Linked DNA regions of Homo sapiens: region 1 is linked to region 2. A link is a contact called in ENCODE Hi-C or POLR2A ChIA-PET data. All regions are on one chromosome and are shown on one strand. Each heading gives the region's core, a stretch centred on a gene start or an enhancer-like site at or near the end of the contact. The rest is flanking DNA. Distances are from core to core; before and after follow the strand shown.

Evidence for each region. A loop is a pair of places that touch in the nucleus more often than their neighbours do. ChIA-PET counts read pairs that join two places held with the same protein, here RNA polymerase II (POLR2A).
Region 1: a map of PC-9 shows a loop between it and region 2 (2.9-fold over the local background). The contact joins two enhancer-like sites. A Hi-C loop is called at or near these places in 1 of 168 maps with a recorded cell type or tissue (PC-9). POLR2A ChIA-PET finds 5 or more read pairs at or near these places in 1 of 52 experiments (MCF 10A).

The regions. Positions count from the first base shown.
Region 1 is chr2:58,632,281-58,636,838 of GRCh38, reverse strand. The region is part of intron 1 of LINC01122 (long intergenic non-protein coding RNA 1122); the gene reads right to left. Among named protein-coding and RNA genes, the nearest start is that of LINC01122, 110 kb to the right of the region's middle. RefSeq lists an enhancer at 2,300-3,977. Within about 2 kb of position 2,583, at least 6 of the 41 ENCODE cell types and tissues checked have a DNase peak (open chromatin) inside an H3K27ac peak, as active enhancers do; they include PC-9, where a contact is called at or near this core.
Region 2 is chr2:58,106,642-58,110,857 of GRCh38, reverse strand. All of the region lies in intron 7 of VRK2 (VRK serine/threonine kinase 2), which reads right to left. Among named protein-coding and RNA genes, the nearest start is that of VRK2, 62 kb to the right of the region's middle. RefSeq lists a silencer at 1,090-1,384. Within about 2 kb of position 2,802, at least 6 of the 41 ENCODE cell types and tissues checked have a DNase peak (open chromatin) inside an H3K27ac peak, as active enhancers do; they include PC-9, where a contact is called at or near this core.

The sequences.
Region 1 (4,558 bases), core at 1,334-3,833, 530 kb before region 2:
GTATAATACAAAAAAGAAGAGACTTTTGAAAGAGACAATGCTAAACAAATCAACTTATATGCCATATCAGATCATTTCATTTTACATTTCATATCAACATCTCATATTGTTGAGATGTTGAATATGGGTTGTGGATCGCTTTTGGGATTATGTTTCCCATTTGGGAACACGTTTTCCATTCTTTCTACTAAAAGGCATTTCAGTCTATGAATGGCTACTATGTAGAGGAATTTCATAGTTTCTCTACTGGATTTTCAGAATAAATCACATGTTAAATGCTGATTAAATCATATCAGGATTTCAATTGACCCCTAATGTTTCTAAACATATATAGCAATGCACTGTACCACAATAGCGTCCCTCGTTAGTGTTCCCTTGATGACCTAACTTCATTTTAATATATAATATGAAAAAATACATTCTCTTGAATTATTTTTAATATTATAATGTTAAAGGAAACTTATTTGATCACTATAAAAATGCGAGAAGAAAAAGAATCAAAAATATAATTTTCAGTTTTTAAGAATCAGAAATTGTATACAAATAACATACAAAGGCATTTAACAGGGTCTTTTTAAGCTCGCAGCATTATTCACTCAGCCCTTGTCAAGTGCTTTCCTTTTTGCATGAGTTTGCCACCTCCCAGCAATGCAGTTTACTGTTGCATGTGATGGGGAAGAGACCTGTTTGTACTGTCACAATGGCCAATAAACCTGAGCTGGAGACTCTTCATTTTAAACCTAAAATAAATAACTAGATTTCATTTAAACCTCCCTGTGTGAACCACCACAATCTTCCTAGTCTTCACTAGCGGCTTTTAATGCCCAACTACTTAGGAATCACAAGAGTGTCGGAGTGTTTAGTGACTCTGATCCTCCCATCAGTAAACTGATCTGGTGATAAAATGGAAAGGGCCTTGTACTATTTGCATTTTTACTCAGTTTAGTCACAGATCACAAAATAAATTAGTAAATTGAGCAACAAGGCTTCCCATTTGCAAAACCCCAACGTTCAAAGTAATCATCTATGCTTAAATTCACAAATCCTTAAAAATGTAATAATTTCCCTGTCAACTAACAAAAATAACAGTGCTACAGCATTCATTTAGAACTCCCTGTATGCTAAAGGCCATGGCTGTGTTTGAATTTGGAATTTTAATATTTAATAAATGAATGGATTTTATAGGTAAATTTTCCTGACACCTTCGCCTCCTTCAAATATTTAGGACACATGATAAAGATGGGGGAGAAATTGAGGGGAGGTATCCGATAATTCAGCAGATTGACTAGTGCTCAAGTACACTCAAAGTTCAATAGACACTGGAATAATGTCACATTTAAGGTCTCTCAAGGCATGAGAGAGTTTAGCTTAGCTACTTGAGCCAACGTGATAGCCCAAGCAGGCTTGCCCCCTCATCACTGTCACTCAAGACAAAAACTGCAATGCTTAGAGATGGCAAGCTCATACCAAATGCTACAAAAATTTTCAAACTCAAAATATTATTGCTCTGTAATAGAGGCTGGAGTGACTCACAAAGACACTAACATTCTCAGTTTAGAGTAGAAAACTTGATCAAGGACTTCGGAGGAAAGCCTATCTTATTGGGAATATGCAATAGTTTTTCTGTCTGCACAGTGCTCCAGGCGAGGTCTCATCTCACAGTGGCCTTAAGGAGAAATAAAGGAGATGAGTCACCACCACTGGGATTTTAACTGGCACCCTGGGAAACAGGTTTGCAAATGCTGAAACCAAAGCTCCAGAACTTCATTTCTTTCTTAAAAAAAAAAAAAAAAAAAAGACTGGCGGGTTGGGGTGGGGGTGGTGGGGCTCTCGAGTGGAATCAAATCCAGGCTGTTGTGGTAAGAAAGCCCATGACAAACCTTTGGCCCACCTAAGATGAGTTAATTATAATATACAGTAGTAAAAAGTACAAAAGCCCTGGGTTTGCCCCAGGCTATGCAATATCTTTATCAACATCACTGCAGCATGAAATGCACAACTTTGAGTCTGTAATAATGGTATCAGGTAGCCAATTAAATGTAATGGGAAGAGGAAGCTAAACAAAACATAGAGGGCAGGGAGGAGAAAAGCTAATACCCAAACTACTTCAAAATATCCAAGTTATTCTGTTTCAACCAAATCACTGAACACTAGAAGCAGGTCAACACTGAACTTCATCTACTGAAATTCAAACATCAGACCAAACTATTTTTATTGTACTTAATTTCTACCAATAGTTGTGAAACAGCAAACATGCTATAGGGAACATGGTACATGATCTAATAAATATAATACAGTGGCTGCAATAAGCACAAGTGAGACTAACTAGCTCATGGTTTTACTGGTAACTAGTTTGTTTTTAATAACCACAAGTTTAAAATATAACTTAGTGTTGATTTTTTTAAAGCTCTCAAAGGTAAATATAAGTAAATAAACAAATAAATGAACAGATAATAAATCATAGCAACAATATAACTCTAGGAGAGAAAAACTTGTCTAGTGAGATATTTTATGTGTCATAAAAACAAAGATGAAAAGTACTATTACTTGAGGTTGAAACACATTGTTTCTGAAAATATAATGTGACTCCACGTGACCTCTACTACCGTGTGCAAACAAGAAAAAACAAAGCAAAAACAAAAAATTCCTATCTGATTCATCATAACACATTCCTTCCTGATGCTAATCTCATCTCTTCACTGTGCTACTCCGCAATAATAGTGGTCATCTAAGTCCTGTTAATCCTTTTAGCAAGCACTAATAATTATGCATTAGTACAAATAACATTGAAGCCTTTTTTCAAATAATTACATATATAATGAATGTATCTTTTAAAAGTTGTTTACAGCTAATTAACCAATGAATAATTGTTTTCTCTTCCTGAACAGGGAAAGCTTATCTTAGAGTCACAGTTAAAAATGCTTTTTTTCCAGTTTTACAGATGTTGTTAGCAATTAAAACTGTTAAAACACTATTAAAAAGAACTCCTTGTATTAAAGGGCTTACTCATCCCAGTTGTTGTGGTTTCTCAACTACTGCATCTTTTAAAATCATTTCCAGTTTGAAAGGGCACTGGTGGCTCCAAACCCAACAGACCTCTTTGTAAATAGTTCAGATCCTTCAGTATCACAACACAGTTTGCTTGTTGCTATATGACTAGTTTAATTGTGGGCTGTAATAAAGGTCATAATTAATATCCCAACACAGACACTAACAAACAATTTTAAATTGCCAGCATAATCAAATGATGCAAACATCTATGAGCTACAAAAGTTCATTGCCGCAACTGACAATTTCTTAATTGTATTCAGTCATTCATGGAAATTTTATTAACATCGAACTGATGTATCCTGCCCTTACTCTGTCACAACACCAGGGATCTAATTTCATTATTTTCCACAAGATTTGCTTGACTACTGCCATGATTCTAATATTGCTTTAGTCCAGATGTTTATGCTATTTAAATTAGGAAGAAAAGCCTTTTGGGTAAACACAATTAAAGAAGTTTTTTTTCAAATTTAGTTTAACAAACTTCTTTTAATTAATGCATATAGCTGCAATGTTGAGGCTTTTTCACTGATTTTATGTTCATTTCCTACTGTGTGCAACATATATTGAGTGTACAGCTACAGCTAAATATAACCAACCACCTTTTAATTTTTCACTTACTTCTGAGTGCTCATTAAGGTGAAAAATAGAAGCACATGACTGCACTTTTAACTTTAATCAATCTCAGGTGTGTGTGTGTGTGAATGTGCATATGTGTGTGTCTGTATGCACAAGTTGCATCCATGGAGACATACAGGTCACAAATACACAGAAATACCTATATATAAAACTCTAGATAAATCTATCTGATATTTGGTCACCTTAAAAATTCCCCTTTTTATTCATTTTTTTTTTTGCAAAATAATCCCATAGTAATAAGTGTATTTAGCAACTCCCAGTAGTCTAAAATCGAATGATGTTTTCAATGCATTGAGAAGTCTTAGGAAAAAAACAGTAACAAAAAACAAAAAACTCTGTTAATGGATTACTGATGCAATTTGTTTTCATGAGAGGAGCTTCTGCCATCTCATAGGAGCTTAGTTCTAATAAATAAATAAGATCTTTGTTCTCTTAGGTAATCATTTTCATTCATTGGCTTCCTTATTTAAGTGATTATAATAGCTCAGAAATACTGGCAGGCTGTTTAATAGTGGAAAGCTAATACATTTACATCACTTTTGAAAAAAGTGTTACGGTCAAAATGCCTATGTGTAGCAAATGGATATTGTACTACTCTTAGAATAACATTATTTATAAACAATATTAAATTATTAAATCGACATCCAAGGAATGTCATCTCCTATTTAATGGTGTATGCAGATGCTACAGAATGTTTCATGAAAGTATCGGCACCTTCAATGTTTATTAAACCAATGAACTAACCAAATTTGGGCAATCTGAATAAACCATAGTGTTTCCATGTAAAACAGAACCTCAGAGATACTTCAAAATCATCTGTAAGAATGTCAGTGACAAGAATTTTAAGCTTACCTTGTTTTAATATCTTATT
Region 2 (4,216 bases), core at 1,553-4,052:
GCTCTGGAGCTCCCCAATGTCGGGAGTGGGCACTGAGATTTTGTCAGATCTGCATCATGTCTGAAGCTCTCCCTCCTCAATTCTGCCTCTGGTTCCCTTTCCTTTCACAAGTGTCAGATCAACATCCCGCTCTGGAAGCCTTCCCTGTTCAATCCTGCTTCCTCCCCTTTTATCTTACATGGGCATTAGATTTCCTGCCTCCAAAAAGCCCTTGCCCTCCTAATTCTATCTCAGTATTAGCCTCCCCAAGAACCCCATTCTTGGCAAACAAGGTAAGGAAATTGAGGAGAAACAAAAAAGTACTGTATAATAATACAAAGCACAAATTTGTATCAAAACACAGTAGCATCTGTGAGGCTACATATATTTTTTAACAGATATGAATGATTCTTGTGAACATAAACATGCTGCTGCTTCATTCCATGCTTCATTCCCTTTTTGTCATATAGTTATTTTCGTAAATATGCATTTGATTTATTGTTAAGATTTTTGCATTATGGTATGTTATTGAAAAAATAGGAATATATTATGCCCTATTAAAATAAATGATTGCTTTCTGTTTTGAAGAAAAGCCTTTAAAGTTGCTACATACATGTATATACATGTTCTCCCCAATTTATGACAGAGGGGTCAATAAATCACAGCCTTGATTAAAGAATGGAATGAAGATGAAAAGCAAATTAGCCTTTGAGTATGATCATGAAAAACACAAGTTTCATATACTAAGCAGTCCGTCTAGAAAATCACCTTCATATTTCACCTGGCCAGATCACCTTCCTATTTCACTTGGCCAGATTTGTACACAGGTATGCCATATTCCCAAGTTCTACACTTAGTTAAGCCTGTACTTCCAGTCTTCTTTGCTTCCTGATGCTTGTAGGCTTTTACACCGCTTTATTTTTCCAGATGGATGGGTAAAGCTAATGATTAAAAAGAACCCTCTGATTTTGTGGGCAACAGAGTAAGACCCCATCTCCAAATATATATATATATTTACATACAGAAAGAAAGAACCCTGTGAAATCCTCTCTCTGGTGAGTTATAAGAGAATGGCCTTTATATGTAGAACCTGAAATGGTTTGGCTGTGTCTCCACCCAAAATCTCATCTTGAATTGTAATCTGAATTGTAATTCCCATGTGTTGAGGGAAGGACCCCTGGGAAGTGATTAGATCATGGGGGCGGTTCCCGCATGCTGTTCTTGTGATAGTGAGTGAATTCTCCTGAGATCTGATGGTTTTATAAGGGGCTTTTCACCCTTTCCCTCAGCACTTCTCTCTTGCCAGCATGTGAAGAAGGACATATTTGCTTCCCCTTCTGCCATGATAGCAGTTACCTGGGGCCTCCCCAGCCATGCAGAACTGTGAGTCAATTAAACCTCTTTTCTTTATAAATTACCCAGTTTTGGGTATTTTTTTTTTTTTCATAGCAGTATGGGAATGGACTACTACAGATCCTTTTAAGCACAAGGCAATTTACTGGGTTTTCACCTTGTCCACATGAATCTGCTATTTTAACAATGTACAAAGTTATTTAGCTTTTTTAAATTTATGCTTTGGCTCCACAGTTAAAGGCTGTAGGCTCCTAGGGGTTGAGGGACTGGGATAATGTCATATATACATTTTTGTATCCATAACAGCACCTACTCTAAGGCCTTCTGCACAGTTGGTTTGAATAAATTTTAATTGATTTAATTGATAATAATTAGACAAACTGAACTAAATTTTTTTAACAGATACCTGAGTGCCAAGCTTAACAGATACCTGAGTGCCAAGCATAATAAACAGGAAATATACACTTCAAAAAAGAAAAAGAAAAATGAATGCATACTTATCAAATACTTGCTGTAAGAGCATTAAGTACTTTACATAAGTCAAATCATTTAATCCTCATGACCCTAAGAAGTTATTTTAAGATCTTTTGAGAATGAGAAAAAAGGATGAGTAAGGGTAGGTGATCTATGTAAAACAAATAAATTCTAGTAACTGGCAAAGCTGAGATTTGAACCTAAATCAATCTGACCAGAAGTTCTGAGTTATTTTCCATGTGCCTCACATAGCAGAAAGGGAGATGGCATAAGCACATCTACAGGCCTAGAGGTAACATATACTCTGACAAAAGCATAAAAGTCTATGAAATTTTACAGCAAGGAAAGGCTATTTCTAACAGGGAGACTCAGAGAAAGAAGCAACATTTAAGTTGGGTACTGAATAATTTCTAAGACTTCCACAGATGGAGACAGGGAAGAAGAAACATACAAGAGGGCAACCAGAGCATGTGTCAGTGTGTGTTGAGGGCGGAGAAGTTGGTGGAAACACAACACAAGCCAGGAAAAAAAAAGAAAGAAAGAAAGAAAGGTTTGCATCAGTTTCCAGAGAGCCTTGGAAACCATGCTAAGAAGGTGGGGCACAATTTTTGTAAGCAAATAGATGTCACGGAAGGATTTTTCTGGCAAAGAATAATAATATCAGCACTGGCAGCATCATAAGGAGGAAATGGATGCAGAGAGTCCATTTAGGAGAATATAACAATACAGGCAATCAACAGGAACTCGGACTAGGACAGTGGTGAGCAGAAGGGAGACAAAGAAGAGATCCACGAGTTACTGGATAAGAGGGTTGAGAGAAAGAGAGTCAAAGACAACTCTGAAAACAGTGTAACTGGCTGAGTAAGTGATGATTCAATAAATAGAGAAAAAGAGAGTAAGAAGAGGAAGGAGAGATTTGGTAAGAAAATGACTCAATCACTTCTGTACCAAAAGCAAACTAGCTGACTGGTGACTAACACCCTAATCCAACTAGTTCCTGGTTTGTCCGTTTATGGAGGACTGAGTGACAGAGTAAAAGTTGATGGAAAGACGTAAAGGGCCTCTTTCCCAACAAGGGTAAAATCTGCTGCTTTCCTGCTTCTCACGCAACCGAGAATCCTGAGTAGCAAGCAGCCAGACTGGCTCAAATGGAAGCATTTCTCAATGCTTGATACGACGTTGATATAAGAAGTAGGAGAATGTAAGCTGAAGACAGGGAGAAAAACATTTGGAGCTGGCAGAGAAAGAAGCAGGACACTAATGTGAACAAATGTCACTGTCCACTGGGATGTGACCACACATTAAATCACATTTGTTTACTATTTTATGTCCACAATGAAGATTCACATGAGAGAATAGATGCATACACAGCTCTCAAAATGAGGTCTCTTATGAAGAACAATATTAAGTAAACTAATTTTTCCTGTTGTACAATATACCACCTTATAATTTAGACAATTTTGTACAATTAAATCTTCTTAATTAGCACACCTTGCTGTAATGAGAAATGTGTCCATTAAAGTCTCATAATGAGAGACTGATGAAAATTATACTAGGAAGAAAGTCACTATTCATGACTATTAAAAATGGCAAGCTAGACACCACTTTTTAAACTTCATAAATTGTTCCAGAAAATATCATGCGTAAAGAGAGAAGACCTTGAAACTGAATGGATTCACAAGAAACTGAAAAAGGCCAGTTACTTTGCAGTATGAACAGCATTGTAGTTAGCTGTTTTACAAAAAAAATAAAAGGTCTTCAATCAATAAAAAAGAAAAACCCACTGGGAAGAGTATATATATGTATTCAGCAACTTTAAAGCTTTTCTTTAAAACAAAAAGCCATCATTTATCTTATTTGAATAGGGAATAATATTTTCCTATCTTTCCACAAGATACCATAAGGCAAAAATCTTCACAATAAATTACATGCATACTTATGAAACCACTATATGACAAATGAAGCAGCAACATGTTTATGTTCACAAGAATCACTCATATCTGTTAAAACATGGATGTAGCCTCAAAGATGCTACTATGTTTTGATGCAAATTTGTGTTTTGTATTATCATACAGTACTTTTTTGTTTCTCCTCAATTTCCCTGCCTTGTTTGCCAATAATAAAACCCTACAAATGATACTAGTGCTTTATCACAATTCCATGTAGACAAAGTAACAGAACCTTAAAGAGGTGCTGGCTTACTTTTCAAATATGAGGTTTATTAGAATAAGCATGAAGATATAGTTTTCAAAACTATAGTTTATCTTTTATCTTTTAGTGAGCTGTAAAAAGCAGTTTCTGTTTTGATGGAAGCAACATGTGCTTATCCTTAAAAATAATCTGCTTTGTATGTTGGATCATTTTTTCCTCCTAGATCTTATAACTATCTATTCATATTTACAAACTGAAA